Linked DNA regions of Homo sapiens: all the other regions are linked to region 1. Evidence: chromatin contacts called from ENCODE Hi-C or POLR2A ChIA-PET data. All regions are on one chromosome and are shown on one strand. Each heading gives the region's core, a stretch centred on a gene start or an enhancer-like site at or near the end of the contact. The rest is flanking DNA. Distances are from core to core; before and after follow the strand shown. Region 1 holds the start of DHRS3 (dehydrogenase/reductase 3). Region 2 has its middle 16 kb from the start of MIR7846. Region 3 overlaps TNFRSF1B (TNF receptor superfamily member 1B).

Region 1 (2,540 bases), core at 22-2,521:
CAGAACTAGGTCTTTGCAGGTGACGAGGTAATCCCAGCCTCCCCTCCCCGCAGATCAGCGTTTTTCGAAGTGACTTTCTCACCAGGCGGAGCATTGAAAGTACCGATCCCAGCGCACCCAGCCCTGCTGAATCAGAATCTCTGGGGGTGAGGCCCAGGAATCGCCGTCTGAACAAGTCGCGGGCTGGAAACGGCTGCCCCAGATTACAGGGCAGCTCCCTGCTTCGCTCTCGCTCCTCCGGCCCCGGGAACGTGCAGGGGGGCGGGAGGCAAGTCCCATCAGCACTTTGAACTGGGGCTGCTTTTTAGTGACTCACCTCCCAGACTTCCTGCAACAGACAACTCTAAATAGCTCGGTCCCACCCTCCAGCAGGGGAGACATTCCGGTCGGGAAGGGCAGGAGGTTAGAAGGTGGGTGCCCCGCCAGGGCAGTCCAGGGAGACCCAAGGACAGGAGACGCTGGCTGCACAGCACAGGGGCGCACGAATAGGACGTTTTGTTTACAGGCTTTTGTTATTAAGGAAATTGGTGTCAGTCAAGGTAATTCTAGCTCAGATGAGCAATAAATATGCTCCCAGCTAATCTTGTGGGGATTTTATTGGCACTCGGAGCAGAGGTTCCTTTACCTTGACTACTCCCTCCCCTCAAAGCAAAGTCCTGCTCCCCAGCGGCTTCCCCCTAAGCATCGTGAGGCACTTGGGTCAGGCTTTTAAAAGTCCACTCTACGTGAACACAGAAGAGGTCCGGGCAAAGGTGAGGAGTGGCTTCCTGATCCTACCTGGAGGCCGAGGATGACCAAATGACCTGAAATAAAACCCTGGGTGACCTGGTTGGATCAAGGCATACGCAAGCTCCCCCGGGCCTGCTCCACACTCGGGGTGATCACCTGGCCCGCGGGCGGCCCGGGCAAGGAGGAACGTCTCGAGAAGGCAGCCGGCTCGCCGGAGTCGGTTCCAGCGTGTTCGAGTTACAGCTGCGAGCCCTCAGGGACACCGGCGGCAAGTCCCGGCTTGCAGAGAGGGGAGCCAGTCCCGGGAGAGCGCGAGTCCCGGCGAGCCCGAGTGCGCGCCTTATGCGCGCTCCCCGCGACGGCGCAGGGGGAGGGGAGGCCGCAGCAGCCACTCAGAGGAACGGTAGTGAAGCCTCCCAACAACTTTAACTGTCAATCAGACTTAATGGGGTATTGAAAAAATGGGGGAAAAAGGGGCCGCCCTCTCCGCGACGCGGCTGCCCGGGGAGCGAATGAATAGGGCCGCGCAGACCAAGGCGTCCGATCCACGCGCGCTCCACACCCGGACCCTCTCCAAGTTGGAAAGGACAAAAAGAAGGCAATAAATGCTAAAAAGGGAGAGAAGGGGAGCTGGATCGAGCGGCAACTCCCAGCCTCTGCTGGAACAGAGAGGGAGGGAGGGAGCCGGAGCGAGCGAGCGCGCGCGAGGGCGAGCGCTGCACGTAAAGAAACTGACACCCGGACCCCCCACTTCTCCTGCACGTTGCTGGCAATCAGATCGCGTTTAAGCAATTTCCTGAGCCCAAGAATAGCAATGAGTCGGGAGACTTTCGCGGGCTGAAATTGGGAGCTCCAAGCACTTTTTCCCCCCACTTTTTTTTTTTTTTTTTTTCTGGAGACGGGGTGGGGGTGGGGGCGCTACAATTTGGAATCAGCTTTTTTTTTTTTTTTTTTTTTTTTTTTAATCTTGCACTTTGAAACCGCGGGACCGAGGCAGGGTGCGCGCGTGTGGTTGGTGCCTTTTTTTTTTTTTCTTCCCCTCCCTAAACTCCTCTGTCAGTCTGTAAACATTACCTGAGAATTCCCCAGCCGAAACGGCTGCTGGGGCAAGAAACTTCTTGTTAGAACTTTCCACCTCCGGCTTCCCCCTCCACCTCTTTTACCGTCCCAACCTTAGGAGACGCTTTTTCTCCCCCAGAGGAGAATTTATCTTTTTTTTTTTTTTTTTTTTCTTTTTCTCACCCGGTGCTTTGCATTTGGGAAGAGGTGATTTCAAGAGTGGCCAGGTGGGACGCCTCTCTCCTCCTTATTCGGTTTACTATTTATTGTTCGGGGTGTTTTTTAATTCCTGTATTGCTCGGCCCGGGGAGTTTCGCCCCCTGCCCGGCTCCGCGGCGCGGAGGATGGTGTGGAAACGGCTGGGCGCGCTGGTGATGTTCCCTCTACAGATGATCTATCTGGTGGTGAAAGCAGCCGTCGGACTGGTGCTGCCCGCCAAGCTGCGGGACCTGTCGCGGGAGAACGTCCTCATCACCGGCGGCGGGAGAGGCATCGGGCGTCAGCTCGCCCGCGAGTTCGCGGAGCGCGGCGCCAGAAAGGTACCAGGCACTGCGACTCCAGGGAGTGGGGGGCCGCAGGGGCGGGGGTAAGCCCACCTGCTGCCGCTGCGGGATCCCGCGCCCGGGAGCTGAGAGTCGCCGGCCACCCCACTTCTCCGCGCCACCCACGAGTGCTGAGCTAGTCGGTTTCACCTTGTAAATTTCCCGGGCACCGGACTGTCTTTTTTGGCAGGTTCAGAGTTGATCCGCTCC
Region 2 (2,540 bases), core at 24-2,523, 470 kb after region 1:
CATCCCCAAGCCCTGGCTACACACCTCACCACACTGAGGGCCTACACACCACTTTCTTTTTTTCTTTACAGCAATTACCACCAGCCAATGTTATCCCAAATACTCTTTCTTGTCACTCTGCAGAGGGCAGGGCTGTGTGTCCCCAGCACCCCAGCACGGAGTTTGAGCTTGACAAATATTTATTGAACAAATTAATGGATGAAATTAATCCTTACAACATCTCTTTGGGGTAGGTGCTCTTATTAAACCCATTCTACAGAGGGGAAAGCAGAGACCTGCCTCCATCTGGGCTAGGTGCCATCCACTAGGGTCATGAACCCCAAGCTGCTCTCCATCAAAGCAAATATCATGCTCTAGGCCATGACCAGACTCTAGGTTGGTCTCCCAGTTGGACTGTGACTCCCTGAGAGCAGTACTGTATATCCCCGCCACTGCCCCACTTCACTGTGTTCCCCAGCGCCAAGCACAGTGCCCAACACATAGTAGGTGTTACATACAGATCTGTTGCTTGAGTGACTAAATGAGTGGCTGTATGAATGAATGAATGCATTTCTTCAGAGATATTTTTTGCAAGACTTCTAGAACTTGGCCTCCAGTCCCCCTTCACAGTCAGTGCTGTGGGAGCTTGGAGGTCCTGGGCCTGGGTGTCCTGGAAGGGTTTTTGGAGGAGGAGGAGAAAGATGAGGTTGGAAATTCAGGGGTTGGAGCGCTGAGCAGAGATTTCATGATGAGGATATGCCCTCTGTATTTGGTGACTGAGCGGAAACAGTCGGGTCTCAGGAGAGGTTTAGATATGGGAGCTGTGGAGGTAGCAGCAAAGCTGGATTGGCAGACATTGGCATGTAGGCACTAGGGAGTCATAGAAGGTTCTGTGAGGGAGAGGCCTGGCCACAGCTGGGCTTTGGAAAGGAAAGGTGGGATAAAAACCAAGAGCAAATTCCATTCCCTGTGCATTCACTGAGCCCCATGGATGCCTGCACAGTGTTCTACAGGGTCTGGGACTCAGGGCTGGGGCCTCAGCACAGTGGTGACCTCGGCCTGAGCCACAATGGAGCAGCATGGCCAAGTGTGTGAGGACGCAGACTCCAGCCAGGTGGCCTGGGTTCAAAGCCTAGCTGCGCCACTTAGCAGCTGTGTGACCCTGGGGAACTGGCTTAGCCACTCTGCGTGTTGGTTTCCTCATCTGTAACATAGGGGTAATGTAATAACTACTTCCTAGTGCACTGTGAGGTTTAAGTGAGAGCACACGAAAGCCTCAAGTACAGCTCTTATCATCTTTCTTACTAACCTGTGACTCCATGCATGGCAGGAATAAAGCCTCTTCAACTCTATTGTCAAAGCCCAACCCAGATGGGCACAAAGAGCTTCTCAGGGAACTTTCGATGCATGAACTTGGCCCAGAGGACCCAGGGTCACCCAGCGAGTGCCCCGGTATTCACCAGGAGGTCTTCTGCACAGGGTGAGGAACCCTCCCTCAGTACGTGCAGAAGCTGTATTTCCTGAGTGAAGTGTAATTGCAGTGAAAAACAACATCCCTCCTGACAGCCTGTACTTGCATAATCTACCCACAACTCTATGTGACTTCCTGACATGGTTCTGTGCAACCCAAGTTGGGGGCCCCATCCTGCCCTGGAAGGTCCCAGACCCTGCCCTCTTCCTCAGGAGAGGCCTGGCAAGACCTCTCAGAGCCTTGATTTCCCTATCTAAAAACTAGATAGGGCCTAGTTTGTATGGGTACCAAGCTCAGATGTTCTCTAATCAGACAGATGTGAGCTTGCTTTCCAGTCCTGCCACATTCTGACTGTATGGGTCCCTGAATGCACAGGTCAGCTGCTCAGTCCAGAGCTCACACTCTGGAGACAGACCAGCTTGGATCCAAATTCCAGCCAGAGGAACTTGGGATTCCACCAGGTTATGTAGCTTCCTTGAGCCAACTCCAAGGACAATAATGGCAAAATTACCGAGAGGCTAAAATGAGACAGTATGTGAAGTGCTCCTGCTGACACATAAGATCTCGAGATTCTTTGACACTCCTCCTAATGAGGGGTGGGATCTGTGTCCCCTCCCCTTGAGTCTGGGCTCTGTGACTACCTGGAATGCAGCAAAGGGGATGCAGTGCCAGTTTCCGGGGTCAAATTTTATGACGCTGGCAGTTTCTACTTCCTGCCCCCGGAGTTGTTGGCTCCAGGAACCCAGCAGCCATGCTGTGAGGAAGCCCAAGAAGCTCCACAGAGAGAAACTGACAGCCAGTACCAATTTGCCAGCCCTCTTGGAGGTGGATTCTCCAGCTCATCTCATCACCCCCGCTGGTACTATGTGAGCCGAGATGCACCTCCCCTGCTAAGTCCAGGCCACATTGCAGATTTGTGAGCAAAATTAATGACCATTGTTTTAAGCTATTAAGTTTTGAGGTGATTTGTTATGTAGCAAGAGATGACTGGAACAGTTACATCAGTTACTGGTCATTTAACACTTCTTAAAAATGGGGACATGTGTGCTCATCTATAAGGTCCCTCTGAGGTCACATGACAATGGAGGTA
Region 3 (2,540 bases), core at 27-2,526, 410 kb after region 1:
AAGGCACTGGCATGGGCACACCCCGAAGGCCACATCCGCCTCCTGCCCATTCTTTCATGTCCTGTGCACAGCTGTTTTCACACTTCAACAGCACAGGTGAGTGGTTGTTGCAGAAACTGTAAGGCCTGCCAAGTGTAAAATATTGATTCTGGTCAGGCGCAATGGCTCACACCTGTAATCCCAGCAGTTCAGGAGGCCCAGGCCGGTGGATCACTTGAGCCCAGGAGTTCGAGACCAGCCTGGGCAACACAGGGAAACCCAAAAAATAAAAATAAAAAAATTTAAAATTTAGCTCGGCATAGTGGTCCATGCCTGTAGTCCTAGCTGCTCAAGAGGCTGCGACTGGAGGTCAGGGCTGCAGTGAGCCACGATCACATTTCAGCTTGGGTAACAGAGTGAGACCTTGTCTCAAAAAATTAAAATAAATTTGCTCCCTGGCTCTTTATGGAATAAGTGTGGGGAGCCTTGGTCAAGGGTTGAGTGACTGAGACAGGCTGGAGGACAGGACCATGGAGGAGAGGAGGGCGAGAAGCCAGGAGGCGGGGCGTTCCATCAATCACAGATCCTATAATCACCAAGAATGAAAATGGTCCCACTGAGGGAGTCACAGGAGCTGGAGTGACGATGGTGACCCAGGGGGTCAGTGGAACCAATACACAGGCCAAGGTCTCTCTCCCCTCCAAGGCTTTCTTCTAATTAATTGATTTTATTTATTTATTTTATTTGGAGACAGACTCTTACTCTGTCACCCAGGCTGGAGTGCAGTGGCCCGATCTCAGCTCACTGCAACCTCTGTTGCCTTGATTCAAGCAATTCTCGTGCCTCGGCCTCCTGACTAGCTGGGATTATAGGTGCATACCGTCATGCCCAGCTAATTTTTTGTATTTTTGGTAGAGATGGGGTTTCACCATGCTGGCCAGGCTAAGGCCTTTAAACTCAGAACTCCTTTTGCCTGACAGTTCCCTGCAATCCTTTGTTCTGGAAAACTGCTGCTCATCCCTCAGGAGGAGGTCAGAGGTCATCTCCAGAACCCTGTTCTAACCTCCTACCTGGGCCCAGGGATGTCCTCTGGGCCCCCAAAACCCTGTACTGGTCTGAGTATCCCAGGGGCAACCACTCTCCCCGAGTGGGGTCCCCAGGAGGGCAGAGCCTGGCTGCCTAGGCTGCTAGGGATCTGCAGAGACCCCATCCCGGTCCTGAGAGCAGGCCCAGGAGACCTGGAGGATGAAGGCATGAGACCAGGGCACACTTGGAACCCAGCCAGCTGTGTGGTCCCGAGCAGGAAGTTCTCTTATGGTTCACAGGCTTGAGGGGGCGGCTGTAACAGGGGTCCCTCTGTGGTCCAGTCACAACAGGGGCCAGCCAGACTCCAGGGACCGTGACGCCATCTCCCCTTACACAGGGGTGGCAGACAAGTAGGAGCATGGACAAACCCAAGCCCAGACCCCAGGCAGAGCCAGGGGTCGACGTGTAAAACAAACAGGTTTATTGATAAGCAGGAATGCCGTCCAGCATACAGTGCAAACTTTCATTGTCTTGGGATCAACACACACACACAAGGGAACCAAGGCCCCACAGAGTCTCCAAATTCATCGCTTCCCGGCTCTGCCCTGTGATGCCAAGGAAGCCTGAGGTTCTCCCAGGACTGTCCACCAGGGGGCAGGTGCGCTCCATCATGTCCTCATGTGGGTCCAATGTGGGCAGAAACCTGGCCAGTCCCAGCAGTCTGACTTTTTTTTTCTTTAAGAGACAGGGTCTCACTCTGTTGCTCAGGCTGGAGTGTAGTGGCGCGATCATAGCTCGCTGCAGCCTCAAACTCCTGGGCTCCAGTGATCCTCCCCTCAGCCTCCTGAGTACAGGTGCACGTCACTGCAGCCAGCCAGTCTGACATCTTGATTCCAGGGTGGAAAACCCTTCTTGTCTCCATGGTAATGGCTGGGCTCTCCCACCCTCCAATAGTTCAGCTGCCAAGCTCAAGTCCAGTGGAATTTATCAACAATTTATCACCCTGCCCCTGCTCTGCTAGACAATTTCATGCCTTCTCCTTTATCCCCATGCTCCTGAGACTGAGCCTTTCCAGGAGCCCCTCAACCTGCTTCCTCCCAGAATCCGGGCAAGGCTACACTGGTTTCCCCTCTGCAGGGCCCTGGCCCTGGGAGGGGGAAGGCTGACTCTAATGGGGAGGAATCCCAGCTTCAGTGGCTTCAAGGCAGGCCATTCAACTTACCGACCTTGGCTACACACACCCACGACACGCAACACAGACGCAGACACAAGACTGGCACTTGGGATCACACTGGCCATGTACCAAAGTGGCAGGGCAGCCCGTTTGGGGCCCAGGAATTGAAGGTGGGGAGTGGGGAAGAGGAACCCACCCCTCTGGGGGAGGAGGAGGGTCTAGGCTGAGGTAGGAGTAGAGAGATGGCTACGAGGACTCAGTCATCTCTAGTTCCTGAAATTCCCTGAAAGGAGATGGTGTGGCCTAGGACAGCAAGGAAGGAGGCGCGGGGCTGCAGGCACACCGGAGTGAAGGCGGAGGG

What was found. A loop is a pair of places that touch in the nucleus more often than their neighbours do. ChIA-PET counts read pairs that join two places held with the same protein, here RNA polymerase II (POLR2A). Pooled maps may share reads with other maps.
Region 2: a pooled map shows a loop between it and region 1 (3-fold over the local background). The contact joins the enhancer-like site here to the promoter of DHRS3 in region 1. A Hi-C loop is called at or near these places in 1 of 168 maps with a recorded cell type or tissue (PC-9) and 2 of 50 pooled maps. POLR2A ChIA-PET finds 5 or more read pairs at or near these places in 2 of 52 experiments (MCF 10A and naive thymus-derived CD4-positive, alpha-beta T cell).
Region 3: a loop to region 1 is called in a map of HL-60/S4, with 2.2 times the contacts of the local background. The contact joins the enhancer-like site here to the promoter of DHRS3 in region 1. A Hi-C loop is called at or near these places in 1 of 168 maps with a recorded cell type or tissue (HL-60/S4) and 3 of 50 pooled maps. POLR2A ChIA-PET finds 5 or more read pairs at or near these places in 4 of 52 experiments (Caco-2, WTC11, activated CD8-positive, alpha-beta T cell and 1 more).

What each region holds. Positions count from the first base shown.
Region 1 is chr1:12,616,941-12,619,480 of GRCh38, reverse strand. DHRS3 (dehydrogenase/reductase 3) reads left to right here and starts at 1,271. Exons shown (of 6, transcript NM_004753.7): 1 at 1,271-2,327. The coding sequence starts at 2,133. RefSeq lists enhancers at 1-382, 383-1,014, 1,015-1,646.
Region 2 is chr1:12,149,629-12,152,168 of GRCh38, reverse strand. No RefSeq gene overlaps it. Among named protein-coding and RNA genes, the nearest start is that of MIR7846, 16 kb to the left of the region's middle. Within about 2 kb of position 1,273, at least 11 of the 41 ENCODE cell types and tissues checked have a DNase peak (open chromatin) inside an H3K27ac peak, as active enhancers do.
Region 3 is chr1:12,208,152-12,210,691 of GRCh38, reverse strand. TNFRSF1B (TNF receptor superfamily member 1B) reads right to left here. Exons shown (of 10, transcript NM_001066.3): 10 at 1,472-2,540. Among named protein-coding and RNA genes, the nearest start is that of MIR4632, 18 kb to the right of the region's middle. RefSeq lists a silencer at 134-213. Within about 2 kb of position 1,276, at least 8 of the 41 ENCODE cell types and tissues checked have a DNase peak (open chromatin) inside an H3K27ac peak, as active enhancers do.